Linked DNA regions of Mus musculus: region 2 is linked to region 1. The links are chromatin loops, found by intact Hi-C in ENCODE. Cell type or tissue: heart. All regions are shown on one strand. Each heading gives the region's core, and the rest is flanking DNA. Links, peaks and the distances in the headings are about the cores only.

The links. Hi-C counts contacts between places; a loop is a spot of excess contacts. Peaks named below come from ENCODE experiments on the same cell type or tissue, not always from the same donor. Only the 100,000 strongest peaks of a DNase experiment are listed, where the experiment ranks them.
Region 2: a loop joins it to region 1, with 3 times the contacts of the local background. A loop is called at or near these places in 20 of 42 quality-filtered maps.

Annotation. Positions count from the first base shown.
Region 1 is chr15:27,182,460-27,196,275 of GRCm38, forward strand. No RefSeq gene overlaps it. Among named protein-coding and RNA genes, the nearest start is that of Gm23903, 130 kb to the left of the region's middle. In heart, for the core only: a CTCF peak has its summit at 7,445 (motif pointing left); no DNase peak of the experiment used is centred there.
Region 2 is chr15:26,637,809-26,642,808 of GRCm38, forward strand. The region is part of intron 2 of Fbxl7 (F-box and leucine-rich repeat protein 7); the gene reads right to left. Among named protein-coding and RNA genes, the nearest start is that of Gm52205, 25 kb to the right of the region's middle. In heart, for the core only: CTCF peaks have their summits at 2,132 (motif pointing right) and 4,952 (motif pointing right); no DNase peak of the experiment used is centred there.

The DNA.
Region 1 (13,816 bases), core at 4,836-9,835:
TAATTGCAGAAGACACCACACACTTAGGTCATGGGATTAGGAAAAGTCAAGCTGGAGCTGACTTGGAAACCTTTGACCTGAGGGATAGCTCTCATAGTGTTTGAAGGTGTAATGGAGCTCACAGAGAATAAAAGTTATCAACAGTCCCACTCAGCTGTGAATGCTGTGAAGTGTAATATTAGCCAGCCAGTAACATCTTAGGATTAGCCAACAGCAGTGTGATTGGGTGTAAGACCCTCTCAATAGGAAGGAATTCACTCCTGGTATCATAGACCGAGCCAAAAATGCAGTGCTGAAAAGATCATAGACCCTAGAGGATACCCTATGACTATTACTTTTCTAAATTAATATACCCAGCTAAATTAACATACTACCGAGCTGCCTGCCTTCTACATGTTTAACCTTGTGTCCATGTGTAAGTGAAGCTCTCACCCCTCATCAAAGAAGCTTCTTTTGTTCAGAAGACGAAAGCTAATATATAGAACCACTACTGGCCAATGTGCAGAGAACTCACGACTGTGGAATGAGTACCCCTAGGTGGAACATCTGTACACAAGGCTCAGAGGACATCATGGGAGAGAGGGCAGGAAGACAATTAGGGCCAGAGGACCAGGAGGACTGGTTCATGTCTTCTGAACACGATAAGGCTATCGAGACCATGAGCTCTCACAACAAGGTCGCCAGCACAACACCACAGCAGTGGCCATGCCAACATGGAAGAGGATCACTGTGTCCCACCCGTAATTGAAGAACCAAGTAACCAATGCTGCTGAGGGGGAGGAAGTCAGTTCTCCTCGGAGATGAGCCCCTGATAGGCCACCCAAGCCTAAGTGGTCAGCTGTAAAGTTACGTACATATGGACACCATTACTGAGACTTAGTAGGTTGTATTATATATGCATGTGTATATAATAATAATAATAATAATAATAATAATAATAATGGGAGAAAAGTGCATGAGTCTGAGAGGAGAAGTGACTTGCACAGGAAGGTCAGAGAGGAAAGAGTGAGGCAACACAAAGAAAATTCAGGTCTGAAATTCTTAAAAAAAAATTTACAAATTTACAAATTTTTTATTGAAATTTTCTATAAATTTATTTTTTAATTAGCCATAGTAGAAAATAAATATTCAGTGTAGATCTCTTTTTACACATTATTTATTCTGTGGGTGGGAGCACACATGAGCATGGGGAATGCAGATGCAGAGGTGAAAAGGTAATTTATAGGAGTCAGTACTCTCCTTCCTCCAGGACGGTTCTGGGATTGAACTCGGGTCCTTCCACTTGGTGCCAAGCAGTTTTATGTGCCGAGCCACCTCACTGGCCGTCAATGTAGTTTTCAAATTACACTTGCAGATATAAGGGGTTTTTTTCTTTCATTTTGGAATTTTAAATGTATAAATTCTCCCTTCTTGCATTTTTTCCCCTAACACTCCCATCAAAGGATCCAAGTTACTGGTCAAATTGGGAGTCAGAAATAAAGAAATGTGAAAAGGAAAAATATTTTAACTATTGCATTTAAATATGATTTGCTTAAAAGATATATGGTGGGGGCTGGTGAGATGGCTCAGCAGGTAAGAGCACCCACTGCTCTTCCAAAGGTCCTGAGTTCAAATCCCAGCAACCACATGGTGGCTCACAACCATCCGTAATGAGATCTGACTCCCTCTTCTGGTGTGTCTGAAGACAGCTACAGTGTACTTACATATAATAAATTAATAAATCTTTAAAAAAAAAAAAAAAAAAAAAGATATATGGTGGAAAAGAACAAAAAAGGTGGACAGCACTTAGAACACCCTGGGACTCAGGTTCTCCTAGGACATCCTAGAACTCTGTTCACTCGGTACAGCCCAGGACTCAGGTTCACTTAGACATCTTGGGACTCGATGCACTCGGTACATCCTGGGACTCGGGTTCACTCCGTACATCCTGGGAATTGGGTTCAATTAGACATCCTGGGACTGGTGTTTTGGCCCCAATCTATTGTCTTTCCATGTCTAGGAAAACAAGCAGCAGTGGGGATGAACTATGAAGGTAAGTGCAAACACAAGCAATCTCACTGGCTTCGGCAACACTACAGCCACTGATGGCCTTGAACAGACATCTCCAGGTCCACTTCAGCCACTGTCCCAGCAGAACTCTTCAGACGTGCCCTCCCTGCCTGGCTCTTGAGCCATCCAATCCCTAAATGCCAATCATCTCTCTTTTGGGTAAGATCACGGCAGTTAATCAGGTGACACCCTGGCCTTAGATGCAGGATTCGTCAACCCATCATGTCTAGGAACCAAAGAGAAAATCATGAGATCACTGCACCCTTCAAAAAAGAATGTGAGCCTGGTATGACATGGAGTGCTGGGTCCTTCTTTAGTTTCCAGAGTCCTCTCTTCATGTTACTCCCACGAGAACATCTGCTGCCCTTCATGAGATTCGTGGATTTACGGTGCCATTAGAGTCTTGGAAAGCAAGTATATCTCTTCCCAGATGTCCTTTTGTATAAAGCTTCTTCCTACCCTGTACCAGTTCAAATAAACCACGCCATGGATCAGATTTGAAAGAAGGCACAAACCCCACTCTTTGTCACATTCCAGATGTTGTAGATAAATATTATGACAGTCCGAACACATGATGTGCATTGATGCGGGTAAGAGTGAGGTGGAACTCTACCCAAGTGGGCAGCACGAACCATGGTGGTAACTGCCTTGTTCTTTTCCCAGGGCCTATGTTCTGCCATGCATAGGAACTGACAGAGTTTAATTCTGAGTCTGTCATAGAGTTTTAGCATCAAAAGCATCCCTGCAAAACCCATGATCTTGCTTCGTTGGTTAATTCTAAAACCCAAAGTTTATAAAAATACATAGCATATGCTGCTTACTACCCACCATCTAAGAGCCCTTGCAACCTCATTATACCCTCTACAATCATAGGTAGGGTAGCTTGACCACCAAGATTCATCTCAAAAGTGGGCAAAGTTTATAGGCTTACAATTTGTGCAAGCCATTTTATTTTTTTAAAGCACTTAATTATTTTATATGGTGGTACATGCCTGTAAACGTATCAGTCAGAGGATAAGTCATAGGACTGTTTAGGAACTGGCCTACATAGTGCCTCTCAAGAAGGAGGAGGCAGAGGAGGAGGAGCAGGAAGGGAAGGAGGAGGAGGAGGTAGAGGAGGAGTGGGAGGAGGAGGAAGAGGAGGAGAGGAGTTGAGGAATCCCGGGAGGGCTAATTGCCCCCAGAACCTCTTTTCCCCATACATTATAAAACATGGTTTGCAGGCTCCTTCCAAAGTTTGCAAGGAGATATCCCATCCTGGGGCATCACTGTGAACAAGTTTGTATCCAGTGGGAAGCATCTGTAAGGACCACTTTGTCTTTTCCAGACTGAACTTCAGCGTCCTTCTCAATATTATACTCCAGTACCCATCAGCTCCATCCGAAACTTGCATGAGACAAAACTTACCTTCCCTCTTCTGCAAAAATATTTTGCAAGAGAAAAGAAATTGACACTTGTCAAGGAGCAAAGAAAGAAGTGTGTCCTTGCCACTCACTTCAAAGTCCTTCTGACCCAAAGGCCATTTCAACAGTTACCCTTGCTTTGACATTATTCTTGAGGTCCTGATCTCAAGAGCTTGGGTCTAGAATCCTTATGATGGCTGGTCTAGCCCATTCAGTGGCTTGTACAATAACTGTTCTGCCATTTTATTCTCTCTTTTACTGCGTTTTTATTTAGTCAATTTTGAAATTTTCTTTTTCTCTAGAATTTGAGGATCAAAAATGTAATTAAAAAACAAACCTGTTCTCAAAATATTTACAAAAAAGCCAACAACTAATAAAAACAGCTTAAGTTTGATATGTAGTTTAAACAGCTCATATATATTTATATATTGAAGTATTTATTGTAAATTATATATTAATTATGTATAATAAAATTATACTAACATAGGACTTTAAAATCATACCTAGAGAAAAATATAAAAGTAACATAAATGATAAGGAAGAAGAACTAAACAAAACTATGTAATTCTACACTTGAAAAAGTTCAGACATGGGGAAAGGGAAAAAACGCTTAGGCATATGACACTTTTGCCTGCATGTGTCATATATTCACCATTTGTGTTCTGATGCTCTCAGACTCAGAAGAGGGCTTCTGAATGACGAGAACTGCAGTTGCACATGGTTGTAGACCACCACACAGGTATAAGGATCAAGTCTAGATCCTCTGTAAGAGCAAAGAATGTTCTAAATCACTGAGCCATCTCTTCAGCCCCTGTAATTCCACTTTTGAAAACAATGTCCAGGTTAAAATGACAAAGAAAAGGAACTCAGGATATTTAAAATTTATACCCTGTATTCAAAATTCAAAATTTTCTAGCCAAGACAATTTTAGCATCACATGGTTGAGTTCTGATGTGTTTATTTCCCGTCTACTGAGCACAGTGATCTGACCTTGTGAGATGCTCAGTAAACATTCAGTGGAATCGTCTAAATGAACATGTGTGCAATGGCTGAGGTGCTGAGAACGGAAAATGTTATGATGGGTTCCAGGAAAAACACACGACAACAACAAATCCCTTTCACACTTTACTCTGTGACGAGTTCTTTGAGGGCTCTTGGAAGTCCACAAGACAGACATGCAGGGTCAATCATTGAGGAATTCCAAAGCTACAGAAGTTGGAAAGGCCCAAGAGTATTACTTACCTGATATTTATCTTTTTAGATCCAATCTTGGCAGTAGCCACAAAGTTATAGTGTCTGAATAAAGTTGAAAGACTTTTAGCGTTCATGGACACAGATTTACTATGGCTGAAAATGAATTGTCAACTATGAGGAAAGAGAAAGATGTCACGAAGTCTGGAATACACTAGTATCGAAGTTCCAAATAAAAAGAATGCAACCCGTAAAATGTCTCCATTATCACTTCAAAGCCCCCTGTATGTGTGCCCACTCTTAGGAATAACCATTTGCTCAAAACCTCAAAGAAGAGTGCCCCAGGCTTTGCAAGACTGCAGTAGAGATGATGCACGAGCGTCAGAGCATTCATCAGTGTGCTTCGCATTACTAAAATTAGGTGCAGACAGCCTAGAATAGTCATGCTGAACTATCCACCTTAACCTCGCAGCCGGAACTAGTTTATATTTAACTCTCTGCTTTCGTCTATTTCAAGGAACCCTCTCTTCTACGGCTTCAAAATTTTATTAGTAAATGGGTCTGACTTCACAGCAGTTACTTAGGACTCAAGGCGTTACTGTCTCTGGTCTGTTCCCTGGGTAATCATGCTTTTGTGATTCTATCGTTGTAACCATTCCCAAGGGTGTCTATGTCCCATAAGAAATTCAGATGCTTAGGAAGGAAGAGCAACTGAAGGATGTAAGATGGTATACATGACCTCATAGGTGAGTTTTCCAGAAGTTGAGGCTCTTAGCAGAACCCAGACAAGGCTTAGAACATGCGATGTAGGTTTTCTCATGACATCTTCAGCTCCCTCCTCCCAGAAGCAGTCCTATGGCTTCATCCTCGGATGATTTTTGTTTGAAAAACATGACTCCTCAGTCGTCTTTCCAGGGGCAGGAACACTCCACTGAGTCCCGACTCTCTCTATTCCCTCCCTTCTTCCCATTGCATCAGAGCATAACCCGGTAAAATCTCAACTGTCCTGTGACGTAATTGTTCCTCACTTTTCCAGTCCCTAACCTTGCCCTCTTTCTTAAATTTAGTTATCTCCAGTAGGACTGAGCAGGAATTGCTATAAATAAAATATTTTCACAGTTGAAGGAATGTAGGTGTTCAAAGACCACAAACATGCCCCGTGCTAGAATTCCATGTAATAAACCAGGTGCGGTGGTGCACACCCGTAATCCCAGCACTTGGGAGACAGAGGCAGGAAGATCTCTGTGCATTTGAGGCCAGCCTGGTCTACATGGTGACTTCCTGGACAGCCAGATCTACATAGTGAGACCCTTTCCAAAGCAAACAAACAGAATTGTGTGCAATAGTCTGTTACTCTCCCGTGGCCACTGTCCAGTACATACTGCTATGAGCCTCTATTTCGAACTTTATGAACTATAGCAACATAACCCCTTTCCCTCTCTTTTCTTGGTGATTTAGCCCAGACAAGGTCATACCTAAGAAATATCTGAGATGAGGGAGCCACATGCTATGCACTCATCCGTCCAGCCATCTTCTTCTTAGACAGTAGGCTATTCGTGAATGTATTCTACGGAGGTCACTGCACTCCTTGCAAAGGGAGCGCCCCGTGCAGAGGCTCTTCCTCTTCTCAGGGAAGCCATCCTTCATTCACTTACCTCACTCCCATCCTGGTCTACTCCTTGAAAACGCCACTTCCTGAATCGCGCCTCAAACACCTTGCACATGCGCACAACATATTTCCTGATGGAACCCTGAAAGTATGTTGGGGAGGGTACTTCATTCTAACCAAGAGCACATTTGTGAGTTTTTACCAAGCTCACAACTGCTCTCTGGACAGTTTAGCCAGGAGCACAGGACATGATGTGAGCCTTCTTGATTTAGACCTTATCAGGTTCACTATATAATCTCAGAAGACGTTTATTTTAGTTGTAGCAAATGAAAGCATGTTCTATTTCGGCATTTGAATTTTAAACAAGTCAAGAGTACACTACAGTCTGTCTGCTGACCCAAAACTTTAATTGGATTCTGGAATAGATATGCAAACAGAACCATTATTCAAAGACATGTCAGTTGCTCATTGCCATAGAAATGTGTTAGAATTATTCCTATCCTTCGCCTAATAACTTTTTCTGTGTACTTCCCTTCTAGTTTATGGCCAGACCTTTTTCCATTGCCTTTTTTTCTCACCTCCGGATTCAACTGATTATTTGCTAAATTTCTATGCCTGTGTGAACAAGTTCAGCTTTGAGTCTATTTTTATTTTAACTCTTTTGAAGCATGCATGCGTGTGCGCACACGCGCGTGCGCACACACACACTAAACTATTAGTTAAACCAGAGGTAAATGGGAAGATGGAAAGAGTCAAGTATATATGCTTGAATATTACTCAAGTAATCTTGTGGAGCTAAAACAATACTTCCACCAGTCACTTTTGTATGATTTTTTATTTCAACGTTATATTTCAACATGGAAACTCTGAATTTGCTCCCGGAATATTTTTTTCTCCTTGAAGAAAATATTAATTGATTGAACCAGAAGTGGAAGCTGTTCTATTTATGAGAATAGCTTCTGCTGGTCAATTACTCTATCATTTCACAAAATCCACGACACTCTACCTGTGATGTCTAGGAACAACGCTTGCATTTTGACCTCTAAAAGTGTTTCGCTAATAATAGCATATTTTTGGCAGACAAAAGAATAAGCGAATAAATACACTGAAAAGTGCATTAGTTCCCATGGATTGTGGGCCTATAGTGTTAGCCATAGGGATGGTTTATAATTATCCCAGCTCCCTCTTCTGGCCACATTTAAAACTGCACTGACTCCACTGGCATTTTGTCCTTGGACACCAAATTCTAAGCAGACCAAACAGTGTGTTTCTGGCTACTCTTTTTTTCCTTCTTCTGACATGCTTGATTGTGTTCAAGCATAGCCTAGACACAAGAGTAAGGGTGAAAGCTATGTGGAGTCAGAACTCCCAGACAGTATTCAAAAAGTGGCAGAAAATAAACAGTAATTGCATTAAGCCACTGAGCTGTGAAGGTGGCCTTTATGTCTCAGCACTAACTTACCTGGTTATATGCAAAAATAAAATAGTCTAGAAGCACTTTCTATGAAAATGATTTTATCTTTTCTTACGTGTGTGAAAAACGTAAGAGGATTTGAAGACAAATTTTTGCCTAATTCACCCCAAATTATACAAAACTGTTGTTGAGGAAGACACATCTCACCTAAGACTTCCGTTGTCCAATATTTCTTAAACTTCAAACCATCAAGCCATACGCTCACTCAGCAGTGGCTGGACAGCAAGAGGAGAGACCAGATGACCTCAGTTCCCTCAGGCAGGGTAATTATTCCTGGCTCCCATCTTCTGACCACGCAGGAGACCTTAGGGGAAGTTCACAGGATGCCTTCTCTGAGCAGGCATCCTGGAATTTCTCAGTATCCCATTAGAATGAATGATGCATGCTAGGTCACACCCGAAAGATTTGTTTGGTACATTCTTTTGACAATTCTATTCCAACCTGAATTTTACCTTGCAAGCAATGTCTGCAGAACCAAAACAACTATCATTACATTGAATGTTTCATTTAGCTAAATGAACTGACTGCCATACTGGGAATTATAATTTGTATGCACACACATGCTGTGCATATTAGCAAACCCTTCCCATCCACTCTAACATAAACTAAGAATGGTCATAAAAATGCGATCTTAGAAGTCGGAGGTAGGAAGATAGCAAGTCCAAGCAAGTTTGAGCAACATAGGATACTCCAGTCTAGCCTGGTCTACATAGCAAAACTTTGTTTCAAAGGTTTGATCAGTTCTATAAACCTCCTATCAAAGTGTACCTCGATATTTTTATGCACACCACTGAGAAGAATTACAAAAGGTTGATCGAAGAACTAGGTAGTGCTGTGACTCTGGCAACTGGCTTATTTATGTGCGTTCCTGCTTCCAAGAAAAGCTATGAAAATTGTCTCAACTAGTGGTCCATGTCACCTGCACTGCATTTGCCTACTCCAGGTCACAATCTAGTTATTCTTCTAGCAGCACCAAAGACCAAGTTTTCTCATCTTAGGCAACAAATGATTTTGTTGATATCTTTATGAAAAGGAAACAATGATCTAGAGGGCATCATGTCTTTGCCCTTGGTTTTTTTTACTGTGGCTTGTACAACACGTGCAGGGACATTTCAAGCTGTGTACACACATCCATCATGACACTGAGGAACCCATTCCATTCTGTACAGGGAAATCTAGTCAGATCTGAGACTAGAAAGGTATCTCTGGAGCCTTTCTGAAGGTCTTAGCTCCCACAAAACCTCAAGTACAGTTGGCTAACAACGTCCGCCCTTCACTTTTAAGCTCTTGTGTATTCTAAGGGAAATCCAATCTGCAAGTTCTTGAATCATGAACACTGGATGCCTTAGGGTTTTTGTTTGGTGGGAGCTTGCTAAACCCTGGGACGATTTATAAAGCTTTTTATAGCCTGCCTGTTTACTCTGAAGAAAGTAGTCACGTTTTGTTGAAAGAAAACAAGATTGAAAGGCAAGAAATGTTGAAGCTGAGAGAAAACTGGAGTTCAAAAACCTTCATGTCCAAGCAACCTATGCAAAACTCATGAGCTTTAACTTGAATGCACACACATGCTATGCATATTAGTAAACCCTTCCCATTCTCTCTAATATAGACTAAGGAAGGTCATAAAAATGAGATCTTAGAAGTCAGAGGTGGGAAGACGGCAAGTTCAAGCTCAGTTTGAGGAACATAGCATACTCCAGTCTAGCGGGTCTACAGCAAAACCTTACTTCAAAGATTTGATCAGTTCTATAAGCCTACAAGTGTGGATGATTTTGAGTTATGACATGTGACGTCCTCTCAGCTTATGTTTACATGAATTTTGATATGCTCTTGGAAAACTTCTCAGTGCGTGTGACATTTACCCAGAATACATGACTTGTAACTAAAGAAAAAAGTTTGGAAACACATTGACATAATAAGGATTGGATAGAAATTTGACAATTATTTCAGCTATTTATGATTTTCAATGTATTTGATGCTACTAAGTGCCCCCCTTTTAGACAAGCAATACAAACTCTTTTTTTTTCTTTTGCTGTAAACTTATTTTTTATTTTTTATTATTATTATTTAATTAGGTATTTTATTCATTTACATTTTCAATGCTACCCCAAAGGTACCCCAAACCCTCTCCCACAATTCACCTCCCCCCACTCCCACTTCTTGGCCCTGGAGCTACCCTGTACTAGGGCATATAAAGTTTGCAAGACCAATGGGCCTCTCTTTCCAATGATGGCTGAATAGGTCATCTTCTGATACATATGCAGCTAGAGACACGAGCTCTGGGGGGAACTGGTTAGTTCATATTGTTGTTCCACCTATAGGGTTGCAGACTCGTTTAGGTCCTGGGGTACATTCTCTAGCTCCTCCACTGGGGGCCCTGTGTTCCATCCAATAGCTGACTGTGAGCATCCACTTGTGTGTTTGCTAGGCCCCGGCATTGCCTCACTAGAGACAGCTATATCTGGGTCCTTTCAGCAAAATCTTGCTAGTGTATACATTGGTGTCAGCGTTTGGGGGCTGATTATGGGATGGATCTCCGTGTATGGCAGTCTCTAGATGGTCCATCCTTTCTTAACAGCTCCAATCTTTTTCTCGGTAGCTCCTTGCATGGGTGTTTTGTTCCCAAATTTAAGAAGGAGCAAAGTGTCCAGACTTTCATCTTCATTCTTCTTGAGTTTCATTTGTTTTTCAAATAGTATCTTGTACCTTGGGTATGCTAAGTTTCTGGGCTAATATCCACTTATCAGTGAGTACATATCATGTGAGTTCTTTTGTGATTGGATTACCTCACTTAGGATGATACCCTCCAGGTCCATTCATTTGCCTAGGAATTTCATAAATTCATTATTTTTAATAGCTGAGTAGTACTCCATTGTGTAAATGTACATTTTCTGTATCCATTCCTCTGTTGAGGGGCATCTGGGTTCTTTCCAGCTTCTGGCTATTATAAATAAGGCTGCTATGAACATAGTAGAGCATGTGTCCTTATTACCAGTTGGAACATCTTCTGGATATATGCCCAGGAGAGGTATTGCAGGATCCTCCGGTAATACTATGTCCAATTTTCTGAGGAACCGCCAGACTGATTTCCAGAGTGGTTATACAAGCTTGCAATCCCACCAACAAAGGAGGAGTGTTCCTCTTTCACCACATCCTCGCCAGCATCTGCTGTCACCTGAATTTTTGATCTTAGCCATTCTGATTGGTGTGAGTTGGAATCTCAGGGTTGTTTTGATTTGCATTTCCCTGATGATTAAGGATGCTGAACATTTTTTCAGGTGCTTCTCAGCCATTTGGTATACCTCACGTGAGAATTCTTTGTTTAGCTCTGAGCCCCATTTTTTAATGGGGTTATTTGATTTTCTGGAGTCCACCTTCTTGAGCTCTTTATATATCTTGGGTATTAGTACCCTATCTGATTTAGGATAGGTAAAGATCCTTTCCCAATCTGTTGGTGGCCTTTTTGTCTTATTGACGGTGTCTTTTGCCTTACAGAAGGTTTGCAATTTTATGAGGTCCCAATTGTCGATTCTCAGTCTTACAGAACAAGCCATTGCTGTTCTATTCAGGAATTTTTCCCCTGTGCCAATATCTTTGAGGCGTTCCCCCATTTTCTCCTCTATAAGTTTCAGTGTCTCTGATTTTATATGGAGTTCCTTAATCCACTTAGATTTGACCTTAGTACAAGGAGATAGGAATGGATCAATTCCCATTCTTCTACATGATAACTGCCAGTTGTGCAGGCACCATTTGTTGAAATTGCTGTCTTTTTTCCACTGCATGGTTTTAGCTCCCTTGTCAAAGATCAAGTGACCATAGGTGTGCAGGTTCATTTCTGGGTCTTCAATTCTATTCCATTGGTCTACTTGTCTGTCAATATACCAGTACCATGCAATTTTTATCACAATTGCTCTGTAGTACAGCTTTAGCTCAGGCATGGTGATTCCACCAGAGGTTCTTTTATCCTTGAGGAGAGTTTTTGCTATCCTAGATTTTTTGTTATTCCAGATGAATTTGCAGATTGTCCTTTCTAATTCATTGAAGAATTGAGTTGGAATTTAGATTGCTTTTGGCAAGAGATCCATTTTTACTATATTGATCCTACCATCCATAAGCATGGGAGATCTTTCCATCTTCTAAGATCTTGTTAATTTCTTTCTTCAGAGAATTGAAGTTTTTATCATACAGTTCTTTCACTTCCTTAGTTAGAGTCATGCCAAGGTATTTTATATTATTTGTGACTATTAAGAAGAGTGTTGTTTCCCTAATTTCTCTCTCAGCCTGTTTATCCTTTGTGTAGAGAAAGGCCATTGACTTGTTTGAGTTAATTTTATATCCAGCTACTTGACCAAAGCTGTTTATCAGGTTTAAGAGTTCTCTGGTGGAATTTTTAGGGTCACTTATATATTCTATCATATCATCTGCAAAAAGTGATATTTTTACTTCTTCCTTTCCAATTTGTATCCCCTATATCTCCTTTTGTTGTTGAATTGCTCTGGCTAGGACTTCAAGTACAATGTTGAATAGGTAGGGAGAGAGAGGACAGCCTTGTCTAGTCCCTGATTTTAATGGGATTGCTTCCAGCTTCTCACCATTTACTTTGATGTTGGCTACTGGTTTGCTGTAGATTGCTTTTATCATGTTTAGGTATGGGCCTTGAATTCCTGATCTTTCCAAGACTTTTATCATGAATGGGTGTTGGATTTTGTCAAATGCTTTCTCAACATCTAAGATGATCATGTGGTTTTTGTCTTTGAGTTTGTTTATATAGTGGATTATGTTGATGGATTTCCATATATTAAACCATCCCTGCATCCCTGGAATGAAACCTACTTGGCCAGGATGGACAATTGTTTTGATGTGTTCTTGGATTTGGTAAGCAAGAAATTATTGAGTATTTTTGCATCGATATTCATAAGGGAAATTGGTCTGAAGTTCTCTATCTTTGTTGGGTCTTTCTGTGTTTTAGGTATCAGAGTTTTTGTGGCTTCATAGAATGAATTGGGTAGGGTACCTTCTGCTGCTATTTTGTGGAATAGTTTTTAAAGAACTGGAATTAGATCTTCTTTGAAGGTCTGATAGAACTCTGCACTAAACCCATCTGGTCCTGGGCTTTTTTTGGTTGGGAGACTATTAATGACTGCTTCTATTTTTTTTAGGGTATATAGGACTTTTTAGATCATTAACTTGATCCTGATTTAACTCTGGTACCTGGTATCTGTCTAGAAATTTGTCCATTTCATCCAGGTTTTCCAGTTTTGTTGAGTATAGCCTTTTGTAGAAGGATCTGATGGTGTTTTGGATTTCTTCAGGGTCTGTTGTTATGTCTCCCATTTCATTTCTGATTTTGTTAATTAGGATGCTTTCCCTGTCTCCTCTAGTGAGTCTGGCTAAGGGTTTATCTATCTTGTTGATTTTCTCAAAAAAACCAGCTCCTCCTTTGGTTGATTCTTTGAATAGTTCTTCTTGTTTCCACTTGGTTGATTTCACCCCTGAGTTTGATTATTTCCTGCCATCAACTCCTCTTGGGTGAATTTGCTTCCTTTTTTTCTAGAGCTTTTAGGTGTGTTGTCAAGCTGCTAGTGTGTGCTCTCTCTAGTTTCCTTTTGGAGGCACTCAGAGCTATGAGTTTCCCTCTTAGAAATGCTTTCATTGTGTCCCATAAGTTTGGGTATGAAGTGGCGTCATTTTCATTAAACTCTAAAAAGTCTTTAATTTCTTTCTTTTTTCCTTCCTTGACCAAGGTATCATTGAGAAGAGTGTTGTTCAGTTTCCACGTGAATGTTGGCTTTCTATTACTTATGTTGTTATTAAAGATCAGCCTTAGTCCAAGGTGATCTGATAGGATGCATGGGACAATTTCAATATTTTTGTATCTGTAGAGGCCTGTTTTGTGACCAATTATATGGTCAGCTTTGGAGAAGGTACCATGAGGTGCTGGGAAGAATGTATATCCTTTTGTTTTAGGATAAAATATTCTGTAGATATCTGATAAATCCATTTGTTTCATAACTTCTGTTAGTTTCACTGTGTCCCTGTTTAGTTTCTGTTTCAAAATCTGTCCATTGATGAGAGTGGTATGTTGAAGTC
Region 2 (5,000 bases), core at 1-5,000, 550 kb before region 1:
AAGCCAGGTTGGCTGGAGGCTACAGTTTAGCATCATCTAAAACAAAAAGCACTGACTTGCCCACTGGTCTTGCACTTATCCAAAAATATGCCCTTATTGTCATTGAGATTCATAGCTATGTCCCCAATTGATCTTTTCTTATAAGAAAGCACTCTATTTTTTTCCTCTGTCAGAAAATCACCTAGATGGGGTTGATTTTGAGAGTCCTGTCACGCTTCTAGATTTATTCATCACTGAACGAATGATTCTTTGGGCAATCAGCTCAAGCAGAGACAGTGTGGATCAATACAAAGCCTTGATTTCAAATGACATGCCACTTTAGTGAGAAAATACACACTTTAGCTTACCTAGGAGAAATGCCTGGTAGGTCGCAAACTTGGAAAATAGATGACAGATTGCCATAAAAACATTCAGCAGTAAGCAAAATGGTAGTTTTTGCTTCGGTGCTATTGTGTTTTTGAGACTTGTCTCCCATTCCTCTGGGTTCTGTACTCTTCTGTGGAGTATTCTGTGAGGATGCCTTGAAGCCAACAGAATGCTCTGTGCCCCTTCATCTCTAATTAGGCAGAATTTTTAAAGAAACATTTGAATTTCCTTGTAAGAAAATTCTCTATGTTCTATTTCGTCTTTCACCTAAAGACCACTGTTCTCTTCTATAACAAAACAAAACACTTCTCTTAAAAAATGAACACGATGTACATGTTGGGCTGATTTTAGTGACCAAACACATCAACTGTTCACAAATGATTCTGGAACTGTGTCCCTACTGTAGACTTTTAAAAGACTAAATTAATAGTGTGTTTAGGACATAAATATTTTTGGTTGACATAATACAATGGTATATTGAGGACAATTACATTATTTGTCACTTATGAGTATTGATATTAGAACTCTTTACTTTTTAAGACCTACAGACCTCTCAAACATGTTAGCTTCTAAAATTGCATTTTATAGCTCAAATGTGAAAAAGTGAATCAAGGTTAAGCTATATCCTATCTGGACAGCAATCTTACATACTTAGAACAACAAAACATCAAGGTCCCCTTAGAAGAAGGGGTTTCTAGTACTGTAGGAGCTACTCCAGTTTTATCTCACATTACCAAGGTGCCTTGGATACATTTCTGTGACAACCACAGAGTTTCTACCTTCCTCATTTGCTATGGAAGAAAACAGAGATGAATAGACAGCTCCAGAGACACTACACACACACACACACACACACACACACACACACACAGAGAGAGAGAGAGAGAGAGAGACAGAGAGAGACAGAGACAGAGACAGAGAGAGAGATAGAGACAGAGAAAAAGACAGACACTGAGAGAGAAAGAAACAGAGACAGAAAGACAGAGATGTGGGTGGGGGTGGAGGGGGGAAACCAGGCTGGATGTGAGGCAGACCATCAAGGAAGCACAGCAGAGTAGCATGCAGGGTACATCTTAGAAGTTCTAAGTCTTTAAAAGCTCCATGAGCAATTTGCATTACGACATCATGAAAAAAACATTTTCACAGGAAATGCACCCAGTTTGCTCTCCCTGGCCTGTATCAAAGCCAACTTTCTATCTGTGGAGGAAAGACCTTTTGTGTTTTTATTCCTGCCTGTCTGCAATTATATTATTATTAGGCTGTAAACAATGGCTGTTTTGTTGTAAAACGTGAATAAAGGAGCCGAAAGTCAGCACACAATTGTGTGATCACTGGTCAGCCTTGAATCCCAAAGCAAAAAAAAAAAAAAAAAAAAAAAAAAAAAAAAAAAGATAGTTTTTTTATAGCCTGTCTTCCAACTTGTATGCAAAGATAAGGAGAGGGTTGAGAGTCTCTGAGCAGAAAGCCTGACTATCTAACGTTACAAGTCCCTGCCGTCATTTCCCACGGGGTCTTCTCACTAGAACCATGTTGTGTCTTTTTCTTCGACTTCACTTTATTGATTTCTCCTTAGTAAACAGAGCTACTATTATTTTAGGTTTCTCAAACCGTCTTTGCTCTGAAGGTAGGGATAATCAGAATAGGAATCGAATATTATACAATGCTGGAGGTTGGAAAGCAGGCATCCGATAAACCAAATTTTCTCTCATTGCTTTTTGATCTCAAGAATTTCAAATCCCTCAGAGGTCTACCTGTCATCTCTCACATCGGCCAGGAGATGTCACTGTAGTGGGATTCAATGATTAACAGAGGAATCGGTTATTCTCTAAGAACATGGTGAACTTTCCATGAAACGGTTACAACTACATGGGAAAGGATTTTATACCACAAGCAAACTGGCTGCCCAATTTTGCTTTTTAGTAAATAGAGACACGATTTCTGTTACATCCTGGATGAAAAGGACACCGATGATTATCCCTCCTTCCATTGGCTCCTTAGATCAACTTCCCTTGAACGGGCAGTGTGATGGGTTTAGTGGGTGACTCAACTGCTTAAAGAAAGCCTTTGAGGGCTCTGGGCATTATAAAAATGTGTGCACATGCGTGTGGAAATGAGAGCCACAGTGAGCACAATGCAGGTGGATAAGGGAACAGACTATGCTCAACACAGCTGGTTGCTCAGTGTTCATGATGGACTCGTGTTGCTGTTGCTGGGTTTTATCTAGGACAATGCTTTAAACTCTAATTGATATCCCAAGTCAAAGATCAAGTTCATGCTAGTACCTGTCCTCCACCCAGTATGCCTTATAATCTTGCTTAAGAGAGGTACTCAAATATTTGTTGAACAAATGACCACATGTACAGAACAACATGATTGACCTGAGAACAAAACCTAGGAAGGGGATAGGGTTAGAAAAGTGGGAGGCACGAGGTCTCTTTATACCCTAGCTGGGGGCTGGCACCACATATCTCGGAACTCTGAGAGCTGCAGAGTTACAGGTTGTCTGCTGCAGCACTGAGCCCGGGGTCATGGACAGCTGCCATCTCAGTGCCCAAATTAGTTATCAGATAACTCTGTGCCTTTAACCAACAGGAAAAGAAATTTGGGAAGGGGGAGAGTCATGGCCTATGGAAAGACAGGACAGGAACTTTTCACCATCAAGGGACTTTAAAACCCACTATACTGCTCCAAAGGGAATGGCATTCATTGCTGCCTTACACTCATGTTGGGGTTCATGTTTGTAGAATTGTATATTAAAAACGATTTCATTCTCATGTGTCTCTTGAATTTGTATTATCTGTTACCAGTGTTGGTAACTGAGTTTCAGATGTCTGCCTTCCAGGACTATGACAGACTAAAGGCTCAACGTTTCAAACCACCAGATTGTTGGTAACTACCACAACAACCTTCAGGAATTGCACCATACTCAGATGGCCCTGAGCCCCATGTGGGAGAATGTGGCAGGGACTCAAAATGCCCCAGAGAAAGGATCCCGCTCTGGTTCTGCACCTAGGTGATCACTGTGAAACATAATAATAAATTGTAAGTGCCCACTTGATTTTATACATACACAGAGGAGGCACAACAGAGAAACTGGATTATAAGGCGCATGCTGACTTAACTGTCAAGTGCCATTTATAGTCATTGACTTTATGATTAAATGAAAACTGCACAGGAATTTCTCACCACAAGGGGACTTTCCTTCACACCTTCCTTTCTTGTTCTCTCTTTTAACCAAGTTGACTCTAAGGTTGTAGAAGAAGCTTCCAGACTTGAAGGTATCTCTGGTATGAACTACAGTGTAGCCCTCAATCAAGCGATTTCCCAGTTATGTGTGGTAATGACAGGAAATGCCCCTTATCCCCCTATGTCTCTTTATGCAAAAAAGGATGCAGTCCTGTGGAAGTCTGTGCTCCAGTTTCTGTAACTGTAAAGGGACTCTAAAGGAGTTACTACAGAGAAGCACAGAAGCGAAGACCTTATTCATCCCCCAGAAGTTAATGGTCTTGCGTCCAGTCATACCTGGATGCTGCCAAAGCTCCCCTTTCAGAAAGGTGAGTCCAACATCACAGTGATGGCAGATTTCTGTATTATACTTCTTTGGGTCTTGGAAGCATCATGCTTTCTCTTGATGTATCACATAAAATAAGCCAACCTATTTCTTGACCAAAACTTTTCACTTTCAACTGTTTCCTAGGATACATTATGAACACAATGGGCTACAACTATGGACTATGATAAGGAAGACTCCACTGTGGTTGCATGTCACCAGCACAAGGCAGGCTTGGTGTGCAGCAGTGAATAAGTCTACATCAAACCAAAACAAAAAAAAAAATGAAAATGCCTAGGTTAATTGCTTCTTCCCAAGACCCTGAGAAGAGTCTTCAGGGTATCTGGCATCATTTAGTCATGGGGTCAAGGTCATCATGGCTTTAAAATGATATTTGACAATTAATCAGGAATACACACTGTAATTTCATTTCTCCATTATGTTCCCTTTATGCTTGTACAAAAACAAGTGGAATCTTAATTTATCACTGCCATTCTACAATGATTAGTTTCAGGGATGCTGCAGATGGCATACTCTTTGTAATTGTTAATAAAATTTAGATACTGTGCTTTAAGAGTAAGGTACTGGCTGGACATTTTTTCATGGAGCCCTTTGGCATTCTGTTCTGTATTTACTCCATCAAATCAACTTCAGTACCAGTTCTATGTGCAGGAGCCAGAATAAAGTGATTCATTTATATGAGTGTCTTTTGTTCTCAGAAACAGAGAAGCCAACAACAACAACAAAAAGGAGACTGAAGAAGGGAGTGATAGTGGTTTTAAACATCTAGTTACCTTCAAAGAGTGAGCCATACCTCCCTGCCAAGTAGACACCATTGTTGCCCACCCACACTCCTACAAAGGACTTGGGAGTATGGCACCCCTCATTTTGCCAGACTTAGGAAATACACAGTTGACTTTTCATGTCTGAGGATCTATCTGAATATGTCCTTAACTCTGTAAACTTCATCCTAATGAAAACTTTTCAGTTACCCTGTTAGGATGCTCACTGTAAGCACATGATTTCTGGGCTGTAGGTGGCACTCGAACCATAAAGTACGCACCACTTGGGGGGAAAATGCAGT